Linked DNA regions of Homo sapiens: region 1 is linked to region 2. A link is a contact called in ENCODE Hi-C or POLR2A ChIA-PET data. All regions are on one chromosome and are shown on one strand. Each heading gives the region's core, a stretch centred on a gene start or an enhancer-like site at or near the end of the contact. The rest is flanking DNA. Distances are from core to core; before and after follow the strand shown. Region 1 has its middle 69 kb from the start of TRIM29. Region 2 overlaps NECTIN1 (nectin cell adhesion molecule 1).

Evidence for each region. A loop is a pair of places that touch in the nucleus more often than their neighbours do. ChIA-PET counts read pairs that join two places held with the same protein, here RNA polymerase II (POLR2A). Pooled maps may share reads with other maps.
Region 1: a loop to region 2 is called in a map of HepG2, with 4 times the contacts of the local background. The contact joins two enhancer-like sites. A Hi-C loop is called at or near these places in 8 of 168 maps with a recorded cell type or tissue (CD14-positive monocyte, CD4-positive, alpha-beta T cell, CD8-positive, alpha-beta T cell and 5 more) and 17 of 50 pooled maps. POLR2A ChIA-PET finds 5 or more read pairs at or near these places in 2 of 52 experiments (OCI-LY7 and activated naive CD4-positive, alpha-beta T cell).

The regions. Positions count from the first base shown.
Region 1 is chr11:120,066,334-120,071,098 of GRCh38, forward strand. No RefSeq gene overlaps it. Among named protein-coding and RNA genes, the nearest start is that of TRIM29, 69 kb to the right of the region's middle. Within about 2 kb of position 1,723, at least 3 of the 41 ENCODE cell types and tissues checked have a DNase peak (open chromatin) inside an H3K27ac peak, as active enhancers do.
Region 2 is chr11:119,665,030-119,669,509 of GRCh38, forward strand. NECTIN1 (nectin cell adhesion molecule 1) reads right to left here. Exons shown (of 6, transcript NM_002855.5): 6 at 1-268. Among named protein-coding and RNA genes, the nearest start is that of NECTIN1-AS1, 43 kb to the right of the region's middle. RefSeq lists enhancers at 1-105, 106-642. Within about 2 kb of position 1,547, at least 2 of the 41 ENCODE cell types and tissues checked have a DNase peak (open chromatin) inside an H3K27ac peak, as active enhancers do.

The DNA of each region.
Region 1 (4,765 bases), core at 473-2,972, 400 kb after region 2:
GAAAATGCCTTGCCAAGTCCTTTGGAAAGGTGAGCTATTAGGGGTACTTATCTTAGACGATGTTTCTGGCAATCTTATTTATAAATCTTTTCAGGGCAAAGGATCCTGTAGCTCCCCCAGTAACAGCTGCCCTTGTCTCATAACTGTTTGGGAAGTCCTTCCCAGTATCCAACCTGAATTGTTTCTGAAACAACTTGTCCTGCATGTCGGAAGTGAACCTGAGTGTGTGTGAGACAGTTGAATTGTTCTTGGTGTGTTGCGTGTGTGCACACACACTCTGTGCACACCCCACTGTAGGAGAATGTTCTTGGTGAGGAAGAGGAAGGTCAGTGTGGGAGATTCTCACATCTGAGGCCTCGACCTGCAGAACTTTGAGCAGTGCACCACTGCCACTGCCCAACAAGTCACAGTAAGGTGGGAGTGCTGGGAGGGTGTCCCCCTTACCTCATAAGAAGAAAGCAATCTGAGCAGCTTTGACTGTTTTTCAAATCAATGGGTATGAAAATCCACCCAGAACTCGGGTTATGAAATGTGTCATTTTCATGTGTGAAATTTGCACCCGCTGACCTCATATCCTCCCTGAAAATGGGGGACTTTCTCACCTCCTACCTCGAATTTAATCTGCGTCTGATATGCTGGCAGACCTCAGACCCATCTGCATCTCTTGGAGCTGTTTCTTTCCACTTCGGAGTAAATGATGGTTCCAAGGAGCTAGGCTGATGGGAACAACGCCCACACCATGTGGATGCCTCTCTTCTCTCTCGCCTTTTTGGGGCCTCGTCTAGCAAACACGGAGGCTCCAGCGCCACAGAGATTTGCAGTCTGTCTCTGTCTGCACCCACAATTCAATCACACAACCCTGAGTGGGCATAAAAGCTGATTTTCTGTCCTAATGACTCCCTTAACCGAGCTGACAGCTGCCATCCCTCAGGGACCTGTGGGTGAGAGTGCTGGAGACCAATGATCCCCTTGCTTCTCTGCCCCTCTGCCCCCTGCCCCACCTCCTGTGTGTCTTTGAGGCTGAGGTGCCTAGATGACCACTGTGTGAATGTGCCCAGAGCTGGCAAGAGGAGAGAGTGGGCTAAGAGACAGAAGGTGGGCTGCGTGCTCCCATAGGGCTCTCCCTCTCCTGCCAGCTCCATCTTGAGTCCATTAACCTCGCTCTGTGTGTGCTGTGTTAATGGGCTGGGAAGGACAGATCGCCCCTCTCGCCTGCTGACAGGAGGGGGCTGCCACTTGTTGCCAACCTCAGAGGAGGCACAAGGTGCTTGGAGGGCAGGACCAGAGCCCAGGCAGGCCCTGGCTTATGGCCTGGCTTCCCCACTGCCTGTCAGAGGGAGGAAGCAGCTCCCCTGGGGTGACAAGATGGGCAGCTGGCAAGAAAATCCCTCATGCTCACTTTCCTCTCCATTGATCCTCAGATCTCCTCCTCAGCAGCTAAGGAGACTCAATAATGCACACTTCCTAAGTGCAGTAGAAGGACCTGTGAATAACAATCTCTTCTATTGGATTAACTCTTCCGCATCTGCTGTGTGGATCCCCTACCTCGCTGATGTGCTTGGAAGGCAGAGGAGGCTGCATGGTGAGGCCCTGCTGGAGCACAGGGAGAGGCCACTTGGCAGAGTGCAGCATCACAGCCGTGGGCGCCTGAGACCCAACCCCACCAGTGCCTCCATGGCTGTACCATGTTCCCATGCTTCATCATGCTGTCTCTCAGGGTGGGACCAGGCATGGTCTTATTCACCGAGGCAGGATTCTAAACTCCTGTTTAGAACCCTATGACTGGCTGGACAGGGGGTGGGCACCTGAGCCATGGGCAGCCAACTCATAGGCTGACCAGAGGCCTGATAAATGACTCAGTGCAGGAGGCAATTCACTCAACTGCAGTTATTTGAGCCAATCAGGCTCTCTCTCAATGGAAACAGGAAATAATAAAGCAGCTGGTGGGAGTAAGAGAAGTGAACGGAGACTCCCTGACAGCAGATGAGTCCGGCTGGTGGCAGAGTCTGGAAGGAAGAGCCACAAACTCTGGCTGCTGTAAGACCTCAGAAAGCCATGCCCTGAGAGCTCCACTGGATCCTGACCTCCCCGCCTCACCCAGTCTCCCAGCCCGAGCCTCATGAGGGCCTCCCCGTGCCGTAGCTCCTGATCTAGATGTTATCGTGAATATCCTTGCAATTAATCTCCATGTTCTGGCAGGCTCTGGATACGCTGGGGAAACAGCACAGGGGTTCATAAATTTGCCTGATTAAAAATCACATGGGCAATTTGTTAAACCTGCAGACTCCAGGGTCCCGTTTCAGACCATTGAATCAGAATGCCCAGGATGGACTCCAAGATGTGCACTTAACAAACACCCAGGGTGAGTCTTATGGCGAACTTGGGAGACACTGGTTTATTCCCATCCCCCTTAATTCATCCACATGAGTGTGCTGAATTGAATGTACAAACACCAAGTTGCTTAAAAAGAGAAAAACAAATACCATTTTGGGGGCCAGCCAGGCAAAAAAAAAAAAAAAAAAAAAGGATGTTGCACAAATTTCTCATCTCCTTCATCCTTTACCTGGCCCCCAGGCAGGCTTTTCTAACCGTTGGAGCAGTTTCCCTCTGGATGGATGTCACCAGGTGGATATGATGTCAGTGCCTTCTGGGGCCACTGCTGGACCAACAAGTTTAGTTGCAGAAACGAGGGAAGTCACACTTCTGTGGAAGAAATCTCTGGTTGTTCCCAAATATTCATTTTTCTCTCCTCTGTGGCAATAGTATTTTTAGCTGGACACATAGCAGCCCAAAATAAAGAAAACACCTTCCTAGCCTCTCTTGCAGTTAGATGGGGCCATATGACTAAGTTGTGCCAAAGGGATGCCACATGGGATGTGAGCAAAATGTATACAAGTTACAAATCAGGGCTATGGAAAGGGGCATGCCCTCCTCTTCCCCTTCACCCTTCCCACTGGCCGGAATGCAGACCTGGTGGTAAGGCACCTTAAACCACTGAATAAGGCCAAATCCCAGGATGCCAGAGCAATAAGGTAGAAGGGACCTGGGTTCCTGTACCAGGGAGCAGCTGCACCAATCCTGTTATAGGAGAGAGACGTACATTTCTAGTTTGTAAAAGCCACTGTTGTTTTGGAGTTTATTATAGCATTACTGCAGTTGAAACTGTATCTTAACTACAGAGTCTTAGTGCAGTTTCCACCCAGGGAATGTGTTCACCACAGCCATCCCACTTCATGGCAAGGCTCAACCCAGGAGAAAGCTTCCTCCACGCCCTCCCACCCATCAGAGCAGAGTCTGTGCTTACTGGGTCCTTGTACTTAGAGCCAGGACACCAGAAGCAGGAGTCACCTCCCACTGGCATAGTCACTGGCATTCTAGCACATTCCACACTCAGAGTGGATTTTTTTATAAAACCCTTTCCTCTATTCAACAAAATTATTTTCAGTAATAACCATGGAATGAAACAAATATTAATAATGGCCAGAAATGAAACACAAACAGTGGAAGTGTTCTTTTATTGAACCTCATATATATAATCATTCCAATAAAAGATTAAAAAAATACTTTAGGTAAATAATTGTCTAGTAATTAATAAGTGAATTTTAATAAAACTCAAACATTTGCAAATGGCACAATTTAGGCAAATACTAAATTGTGCCAATGATGTTATATTTTGTCTTTTTTTGGCTTCATTTTTTAGCTTTAAAATGATTAACAATTAAAACCTTTAAAAGAATAATACATTTTAATTTTAAAAACATGATTTTAAAGATATTATAGAGATAATATAAAGAAATAATAAAGATACTATTTTAAAGATATTTAAACTAAGCCAAATATTAAGCAAAATATTTTATGTATGAACTGAAACTTGCAACTACCAAACAAAAATATTATACTCTGTGGTTTCCACTTTGTTTTATTATTTTATATTTCAAGCAGAAATAAAAATTCTAGGCCGGGTGTGGTGACTCACCCCTGTAATCCCAGCACTTTGGGAGGCTGAGGCAGGTGGATCACTTAAGGTCAGGAGTTCAAGACCAGCCTGGCCAACATGGTGAAACCCCATCTCTACTAGAAATACAAAAATTAGCCAGGCATGGTGGTGCATGCCTGTAATCCCAGCTACTCAGGAGGCTGAGGCAGGAGAATTGCTTGACCCCAGGAGGCAGAGGTTGCAGTGAGCCAAAATTGCGCCATTGCACTTCAAGCTGGGTGTTGGAGTGAGACTGTGTCTCAAAAATAAAAATAAAAATAAAATAAAAAATTCAAAGTGGTCCCACAGAACGACAGAATTGACATTTGATGTAACTCAAGATTTGCTCCTTCTTGAAAATTAGCTGCTGCCATTGTTGATTGAGATTCCACTGTTTAAATGCAGAAATATGTAGTACCCCAAGAGTTAGGGACAAACTACACCTCAATAAAGCTCAACTCCAGATAATTATGAACTGACTCTTAAAACAATCACGTATAGGTAAGTCCATGTCTGTCAGAGGCCCTCCAAACAACTAGAAATTCTCTGAATTAACTTCCACGTGCATATACTGTTTATTAAAGAATAAGTCATAAAAGTGTGGACCAGGCACAGTGGCTCACACCTGTAGTCCTAGTACTGGGAGACCGAGGCAGACGGATCACTTGAGCTCAGGAGTTCAAAGCCAGCCTGGGCAACATGGTGAAAGCCTGTTTCTATAAAAAATACCAAAAATTAGCCAAGCTTGGTGGTGTACTCTAGTCCCAGCTATTTAGGGGGCTTAGGCCA
Region 2 (4,480 bases), core at 297-2,796:
TCGTCTGAGTCGTCGGGGTACTGCAGGTTCTGTGCCATTGGTGGGTGGTGCTGGGGGATGCCTGCCTTGCTGTAGCCGTTGCCATACACGTGCTTCTTGGTGCTGTAGTCACCCTTGAAGGTGTGCCGGCGCCGACGCAGGGCGACCACGATCCCGCCGACCACAATCAACACCAGCAGGATGCTCCCCGCCACGCCCCCAATGATGGCCGTGGGCACCGGCCCGGCGCGCCGCCCATGTTCGGGAGGAGACGGGGTGTAGGGGAATTCTGGGTGAGGAAAAGAGATGGAGGGGACAGCATCAGCGTGTGCTCCTGGGGTGTAGAGGGGGTGGGAGGGAGGCAGGGAAAGGAGAGGCCAGGAAGGACAGGCTGTCTGCACCCCAGGTTTGAGCAGCTCCAGTTCGAGGCCCCGCAGCACTCCACCCATCCTGGAGCCCTAACATGCCGCAGCGTTGGTAGCTGGAGTGAGAGACAGGCAAGAGGAGAGGCAGAGGGCAGTACCCACAGCACCAGGGTCTTCCATCCCCACTGTCCTTGGTGTGGTGCTGGCCCAGCTCAATCCCTATTCATGGTGCAGTGAGACACGTGTGCCAGTTCCAGCTGCAGCACACTGCCCACTCCATGCCATTCACAGCCACAACCCTGAGGAGGTATGCCATTCATTCTCATTGGATATCTGAGGAGCTGAGGCTTGCAGAGGTTAAAGAACTTGCCTGAGGCCACCCAGCAATGATGCATCGTTGCTTCTCCTGCACATAGAACGTGTGCAAATGTCACTGATACCCCTCTGCCAGACACCTGGCAGTCACTCTGCCCCAACACTATCAACTTGGCTTCCAAGACCCAGAACCAGGAGCCACCTAGGTGTTCTGCACCTGATTTTGTCTGCCTGCAGGGCACAGGGAAAACAGGTTCCCAGGCACTGGCTCAGGAGATGCCCCGTGAGTGCCAATCAGCTGCCAAGGTGCCAGAAACTAGGGCTGTGGTTCTTGGCTGTGGTCTGGGCCTGCAGGGCAAGGTGGGGGCCTGGCAGTGCTGCCAGCCTGGGTTATAAGTGTAAGACACCAGCATGGCAGGGCACAAGCACAGGGCAAGGACGGCAGAAATGGGGGTGAAAGCATGTGCGTGTGTGCGTGCGTGGCAATGTCGAGTACACACAAGTGGGCACATGCACAGGCATACACGCTTGCCGTCATAGCAAGCCTGCCACCCAGAGAGCACATGCTGGGAGGGCCTGCATGCCTGTGCCGACATGATGAACATGAGTGTGCAAATCTGTATGCCCCGTGGACACAGCCAAAATGAGGAGGCAGGAAAGGTGAAAAGAAGAGAAAGGAAGCAGGTGGGACAGGAGAGAAGGCTGGGTGGGTGGCTTTCTGTGCCAGTGGGGCCGGGCCACAGTACTGTTCTTTGGCCAACACTGCCCCTTCCCTTGCCTTACAGGGCCTGGGAAGGTGGCTGAAACCAGGGCCATGCCACGGGCCAAAGAGGCCCTAAGGTGAGGCTAAGGGAAATGGTTCCTGGCACCACCACAGGGTGGCACCAGAGACCACAGCTGGCCTCGGTCAGAGCCACTAGGCTGCGGGTCTAGGGCAAGCCCAGAAGGCTGACCTCAGCCGCTCAGGCCCTCCTTGCTCCAGGCCCACGTAAAGGGCCAGTTTGCCCGTATACTGTTTGCCTGTATACTGCTGCCAGCTCACTCTCTGATTCAGTATCTCTCACTCCATGGGAATCATGCTCCTCCCTGAGCCCACTCCCTCCTCCTGGGGCGTGTGTGGGGTGCTATCCCACTCGGCAGGCTGCAGCAGGGTGGAGATTCTAGGAAAGAGGAAAGGCCTTCCAGGAATTTGGGCGGGAAGGGCTGACGAAAACACAGGGCCCAAGGAAGGGGAGGCCACTCACTCATCCAAGGTCACGCGGCTGAGCCAGGACCCCCCAGGGGCTCCTATACACGTGGGCACTGGCAGAGGAGCACTGCCATGGAGGACCCCGCTCCCCACCTGCCACCACCATCCTCGGTGCAGGTCAGCCAGCAGCTGCCCAGTACATATCCATGGGATCTTTGTCCTGACCGCCTGTCTCCGCAGCAGCCTCCCTGGAACCTCAAGCATCTCCCGGCTCACCAGGTCCCATCTGTTTACCGCCCTCAAAAGGGCCCCGCAACTGCTCCCCACGAGATGGGAGCAGCCTCCACCAGGGGTTCCCCAGAGGCAGCTGGGAAGAACCTAGCCTCCTCTGTACTCAGCCTGCCTGCCCCCCTCCTCGGTTCTCACCCAGATCTGAATGATCTCTCCTGTCTACACCTGCCTTCCTCTCTTCATCCATCCCTCCCATCAGCAAACATACTGAGCATCTATCCTGCTAGTCACGGGATATGAGAAACTCACAGCCTCCCCAGGGAAGCAAAGGACACTCAGAGACAGCACATGCAGATGTTAAGGGAACAGGCAGGGAAGTGCAGGGTGCAGGGGAACGGGGTGGTGTGTCTTGGCATTAGAGAAGGCTTCTTGGAGGAGGCCGGACTTGGAGAGGCCAGGAGGATAAGGAAGCATCCAGATGGAGGGAGCTGCCATTTTTCTGAAACATGTCCCTTGCCTTCCCATACAAGATTCCGTGGTTCTCGGCTTTCCTCTCTGAGTGCTATCTCCAGCTGTGTTGCTCCTTTTCTCTGTTCCAGCTGTCTCGCTGGACGCTTTGTCCTGGGACCCTCAGCCTTGACCCTCTGCTTTCTTTCCTAGTGACAGACTAGTATCAACTTCTGGAGTCACCCTTATCCTGCTGGCTGTCCAAATTATTTAGGGTACATAGTTCTCGCCCAACTCTGGGACTGTATCTCCACAGCATCTCCCAAACTGTGGCCCATGGAATCTCAAACCATTGGCTCAAAGGGTCAGCAAAAATAGGGGGGTCGAGATGTTGGCTTAGACAAAAGCATCAGAGCCTGTTACCTTCTCGTGCACACTGTGAACTACTAGAGGGACACGTCAAATGCCATGTTTCCCAACATACTGGAACATGAACCCCATACCTCCTGCCTCCAAGACAGTCTCACATAACTGATATCTAGGTGGACACATTAGAAAAACTGACCTCTAGCACACCCTCATTTGGAATTCTCACCACCACTTCAAAACCCATCTGTACCAACCTGGTTTGCCATCTTCCTTCTAAACCCTCTCCATTCGATACAACTTCCTGTCGCCACTGTCACCACCATGGAACTTATGCCAGGTTTTACTGCTGTGGTCGATTCCTAAATCTCCCACTTTCCTTTTGCCTCTGCCTGCCTTGAATCACCCCACCCGCAGTCACCAGGTTAATCTTCACTCTGTAGACACAACCACTCGCTTTCTCAAAGACCAGCAATGGCTCCCCAACTGCCTGTTGGGCTGTGCAGTCTGGCCTTCAAAGCTTCCATCATGCAACCGTATCTTGGGTTTGGTCAACTCACCTTCCTTGCTGTCCTTGTTATCCAAGTTGATTCCTTACTGCAAGCCTTTACACATGCAGTTTGCCCCGCCAGGAGTGCCTTTCCTCATCCTCCCTCCCCACCGATTGCACTTCTCCAGCCCCTTCTTCAGGAGCCTTCTCTTCTCCAGTTTACCGTGATCTTTTTCTCTTTCGAATTTTTATGTACTAATGGTCTGCACCTCTCATTCTGGTTGTGACAATTGCTAAGGTCATTCCATTAATCACATACTGACATAGCATGGTAAAGCCTGTATAAATTGCAAATAAATGCAAATTAGAAGTTACCATGGCTGGCTCTGGTCCTTCTGCCAGTTTTCAAATGGCTAAAGTTCTTCTCTTCTGCAGGAATGAGGACAGGGTTTGAGGAAGTGGCAGCCTCATGATCATTTGGGATTGACTCATTTCAGTGTGTTGCAGTAGTCTATAAGCTCACTATTGTTACATTTGTGCTTTCTTCAACAGCAGAGACCCAATAAAAAATAAAGCTCTCCTACATCTTCCTCAACTAGGTTGAATTTTCTGGACCTCTCAAGCCACATCATTGCAGTATGGTAGAGTGTACGGTCTTATCTGTTTCACAGGAATGACTGGTGTCCCAACTAGTTTGTAAGTTATAATTGAAAATGCAGGCTGGGCACAGTGGCTCATGCCTGTAATCCCAGCACTTTGGGAGGCCGAGGCGGACGGATCACCTAAGGTCAGGAGTTCAAGACCAGCCTGACCAACATGGTGAAACCTCGTCTCTACTAAAAATACAAAAATTAGCCAGGTGTAGTGATGGGTGCCTGTAATCCCAGCTACTTGGGAGGCTGAGGCAGGAGAATTGCTTGAGCTGGGAGGTGGAGGTTGCAGTGAGCCAAGTTTGTGCCATTGCACTCCAGCCTGGGCAACAGTGCAAGACTCCGTCTCAAAAAAAAAAAAAAAATGCACCTTGAACCTGATCTCTTCTCACCGTCTCCATCACTACCACCCTGATCCAAGATACTCTCATCTTTCATCTGGATTATT